2 separate regions of the Homo sapiens genome follow, and region 1 is linked to region 2. The links are chromatin loops, found by intact Hi-C in ENCODE. Cell type or tissue: heart left ventricle. All regions are shown on one strand.

What was found. Peaks named below come from ENCODE experiments on the same cell type or tissue, not always from the same donor. Only the 100,000 strongest peaks of a DNase experiment are listed, where the experiment ranks them.
Region 1: it touches region 2 in a loop (1.8-fold over the local background); 3 of 110 quality-filtered maps call a loop at or near these places.

What each region holds. Positions count from the first base shown.
Region 1 is chr4:41,453,945-41,456,444 of GRCh38, forward strand. It overlaps a transcript of LIMCH1 not described here. Among named protein-coding and RNA genes, the nearest start is that of LIMCH1, 83 kb to the right of the region's middle. In heart left ventricle, no CTCF peak of the experiment used is centred here; no DNase peak of the experiment used is centred here.
Region 2 is chr4:41,508,186-41,510,685 of GRCh38, forward strand. It overlaps a transcript of LIMCH1 not described here. Among named protein-coding and RNA genes, the nearest start is that of LIMCH1, 29 kb to the right of the region's middle. In heart left ventricle, no CTCF peak of the experiment used is centred here; a DNase peak (open chromatin) is centred at 1,344.

The DNA of each region.
Region 1 (2,500 bases), 54 kb before region 2:
CCTTCTCTCCTTGCCCCGCCTCCTCCAACACTCTTACTCTGGTCAACACCAAGTCATCCTTCCTATCTAAGTTTAAATATCACTGCTTTGGAGAAGCCTATCTGGTCCTCCCCTCCTACTTCATGTCAATCAATCTCCCTGTGCCCTGTTATTCTCTTTCAATGCCCCCCACCCTCACCACATTCTCTCCCGTAAGTGCCTTCATGCTCCCTTCATGACCCTCACCATCATTAGCAGTTACATGCACATGTAATGTTTTTATCCACTGCTACAATGTAAATCTCTTCCAGGACTGGGATAAAATCTGGTAAATAAGGGAATGCGTAAATTAAACAGCCAAGTGATTCTCTTTGATCACTGTTTTATTAAACTAAAATGATTTCTGTTTCATTAGTTGGTAAAGAAATTGTTTAAAGACTTCCACTTGCACTCTGAAAAAAATTTTATGTTTGCTAATGGAAATTAATAAAAATGGAGTGTTTTTCAAATGGGTGGATGATGAGGGGGAGAGAGAGAGAGAGAGAGAGAGGGAGAGAGAGAGAATGTGCATCTGGGAGCTAAACTACTGCATATTTGAGAGTAGGTGTGGCCAGCTGTTCGTTCTGTGCTGGAGGATGCCGCACCCCTCCTGGTGTGTTTCCCCAAGCTCTGGGAGAAATCTGTAGCATTCAAACAGTCCCCTGAGTATGTGTCAAAGTAGTGTATCTAGTGGCAGTGCACATTTCACAGCTATTGCTAAAAGATAAAGCAGAGACGCAAGCTATGCAGGGCACGTCAACATTCACAGCAAGCTATTTTCTAGAAAGCACTTGTGAATCTGATCTGATTATTAGGCTGTTTTCAATGCATGGTAGGTATGGTTTAAGGGCAATCCAATGCTCAGTGGTGAGAAGATGAGAGATCGAAATCCTGACCTTCTCTGATTCTGCATTAAATGCTTTGATGGCACAGAAAATGTATACCTGAGAGTTTTATAGCTGTGCTTGTATGCGTACATGTGTGTGTGTGTGTGTGTGTGTGTGTGTGTGTGTGTGTTTGTGTGGTCAAATTTCATGAAGACATGCTTCTTTGACTGATTAGTTGGGGTTATTGACATGAATACCATAGATACAGTCATAAAATGTACTGTATTTCTCTATGGGTTTGAGTATTATAAATATTTATGTGTAGTTGATTCTCTAGAATGCAACTTTTCCAGATTAAAAGGAAAACAATAGCAGATCATTCTGAAATGAAGAAAGGGAGGCTGCTATCAATTATAGTGTTTAAAAGTATGGCTTTAGATAAAAGGATGATTTGTTATTTAATGTATCAAACAATATTGTGAGCAAATTCTGGTTGACCACATCTGGGTGTGTTCCCCTTAACTCTAAAAGGAGAGGGGTGAGCCAGGAGTGATTAGTTTGGAAACAGTCCAGGGGCAGAGAGGGTGGGGCTGGATTGTATGGAGTGGGGAGAAACACTGCTCAGCTGGGTTTTTACAAGTCAGAATGGGTATTTGAAGAGGACGCTGCTTTCATCCTGCTGGGTGCAAGGTCAGCTGCAGATGCTCTTTCATTGTTTCTTTCTAATCAGCTTCTAAGAATGTGGCTTAAACGCTCAGCTATTTCCAGGTGGTTGGCATCATTTATTGAGTTGTCTGCTAGAGTTATTTCATACGCTGCCTAAAATGACTCAAAAAACAAAAAAACAAAAAACAAAAAAACCCAAATAAAACAGCTGTATGGCAAACATGCTGATGAGGACCTCTGCATTTAGTTGCTTCGACTCAGCGCACAAGTTAATTTAATGTTTTGAGTTTGGTGACTTATTCAAATCCTAAATTGTTACTGCTGTAGTTAGTCTGTAATGTCAAGAGTCTTGTTAATCATGGTAGTTACATTAACCTGTTGTTAAAGAAAGACTCTTCGACCTCAGACAAGATATCCAATGGTGGTACCTTCTGACTTGATACTAACACATAAGAAATCTCTTGTTCCTTTAAAATGACTAGTAAAATTACTTACCTGGTTAGTGAATTTGCATTTCAACATTCTTTTATTTCCAATTTTATTTAACTCCTGGATGTGAGACACACTTTTTTTTGTTTGTTTGTTTTGTTTGTTTGTTTTTGCCTGCATGAGTTCTTGTAATACCAGTGAAACAGCTGGATCAGTATCTTTGATGGCAATAGTGAGTTTGTCAGTGAGACGATTTGGCCTACTGAGGTTGTAAAACTTACGACTCCATAGCTGCATGAGCTTTAATGGCCATTTTCCAGAAACATGGCTAGGTTTATATTTCTCACACAGCTTAAATTTTAGGTTTATGTCAATTTTTGTTTTTGGCCTCACCCTGGATAGTTTTATTTGCATCTTTGATGCAAATTTTCTCATTTTTCTTATTATGTTTGATTGTTTTGGGTGTGTGCGTGTGCATGTGTGTGATGTTTTCATGCCCAAAAGAGCAATTGCAAATTCCCTGGGTACACCAAGTAATATGCCTTGTCTTAAGCAACTAA
Region 2 (2,500 bases):
ATTGTGCAGGGCCTTGCAAGCCATATAAGGATTTGGTGGTTTGATTCCCAAGAGCAATGGAAATGAAGAGGATTTTGAAGAAATCAGCAGCACCTGGTAGAGTATAGTGATGAATGAAAGAAAAGACAAAAAATAATTTTGGTGTTTCAGTTGAGTGGGGTCCTGATACAAGCCAGAAAGGCTCCTCTGTTTGTTGGAGAGGTCATGGTTTTAGTTTGGGCAGGATGAGTTCGGGATATGGACAAGCCACCCAGGACCAGAGTCCTGTAGGCTGTTGGGGATGAGGGCCTGGCTCTTAGAGGTGAGACGATGCATTCAACTTGCTCAAGTTGGATTTGTGAGCCATTGTCGGACATCAGGGTTAAGCTATGAGATATGGAAGCCTCTCTGAGGGAAAGGCCACATTAGGAAAGAGCCGCAGAAGGAGGTCTCAGTTTGAGGAAGTGTCTCCCCTGGGTCATGGGTGGGAGAAAGAGAAGCTCACAAAAGAGCTATCAGAGAGATGAGAGGAAACCCAGGAGACTGTGAGGTCATGGAAACCAAGAGGGCTAAGAAGACTTTTAAGAAGGTGGAGGTGACTTGTATTGTATGTCCCCAGTAGATATCAGTTTGAGCAAAACCTCAGAAAAGGCCTGCCTTGCTTGCAGAAGGAAGGACTGGAGACTTTTAACAATTAATATGTATCTCTGGGAACTGCCAGTCAACTGATCATGATTCCACCTAACTGTTTTAGGTCTAGCTCATGTTTGTGTATCATTCCAACAGCTATTGTTAGAGACCTTGTGTAATATAAAGTACACATGCAATCATTTTCTGAAACATTGGTAAAGAGATGAGATTAGTATGACCCAATGGCTGATTAGTAGAGCAACAATACAACCTGTCATTCAAACTGAGACACTGTTCAGAGCGAAAGGGGGTATTAACCAGATGAGATGCTGGAACAAGTGGAAGCTGGGACTGACCTCAGCTAACTGGGATATATGGTCACCCCAGTTATTGATGACTTTAGACTGGTCCCTACTGGTCACCATTGCTTTGTTCAGTATTCACAAACCAATCCCTTATTTAGTCCTCAGAGCAACCCCAGTGAACCTAGATCTTCCAACCCCTCTTCTGTAGATGATTAGATGGAGACCCGAGGTGGTAGGGCACAATGTGTCTTTGCACTCTTTGTCTAGAGCTCTCTCTCTAACCCAGATGCTCGCTCCAATCTCAGCAAACTTGGGTCCTTTTTCCATTACTGATTTTGGCCTTAGCAGACTGGGAAGAATTTGATAGACTTTCTATGTAGGGTTCTCCCTTGTCCTTCTGCCAAATCACAATTGGCCACGCTGACTTGGCCTGTCTCCAGCTGTTTGGCACCAAGACTCATTAAGCCTTTAAGTTCAAGTGAGGACATTTCAACCCGCTCCTTTTCTGAAAAAGATCTCCAGTGAAAAAGCTGCTTTTTGTTTGAAGATTGGCCTGGCTTAGGTGGGGGCTTAGGCAAGAATTGAGTATCCCCAACAGGCTTCTGTTAGAAAGATGAAAACAGATGGAGAACATGGAAGGTGAATATGCAGGACTCATGGTGAGCAGAATGAGCCCCCAGTGTTGCCTCTTTTTTTGAATCCTCACCAAATAAATAGCCCTTGGCTCCTACTCAAAAGAGGGACTCAGCACAGTAGGGGTACTGTCTCCATTCAAACTGTTCTTTGGACATCAATTACAAAGTCTACTCTGGGAGCTCTTGTGTGCACTTGAGCATCTTGCCTTTGGAATATTCTCAAGCTCATCCATCTTTGTAAATATTCTGTTCATTAAAAATTATACGATCCTTGTCACTTCCTTTCTCCTAATACATAGTCTTATATGACCCAGACCCAGTAGGGCATTTACAGAGTTTGTTTTGAAGCTTCCTAGAAATGTGTTTGAAACTTATTTTAGCAGAATTGTCACTTGGAACCACTTCCCTCAACATGTGGCAATTCCCTCATCCTATTAATCTGCTCCTTAATAAATATTAAAATTCTCCTGACTTGAATCTCAGGCTAATCTTTCTCCTCCTGAACAAATTTTTGACAGATTTTTAAGAATGATCAATTAATTTAAGAAAATATAACAACTGGTTTAAATGTGGACTGCTCATGTGGTAGATGAGAAACTGGCCTAGCCCATTGCCTGCCTGTGGGGTTACATGCTGGATTAGGCTTTGCTTAGATTTAAGAGGATTTAGTAGCTCTAATTGTATTTCCTTAATAATCCATTTTTTGATTGTCTCTAATGGGCTGTCAGGCTTGGTGGGCTGGCTTCCCATGATGAAGTGTGCAAAATCTCTGCCTCACCTGTTCTGAATGTTCCCTTTGGTTACTCGAAGGAGTGGACTTTTTCTTAAATAGCCTACTAAGGACCCAGTTTATAAATGATTTTTTTTTTTTGAGATGGAGTTTCATTCTTGTCGCCTAGGCTGGAGTGCACTGGCACGATCTCGGCTTGCTGCAACCTCTGCCTCCCGGGT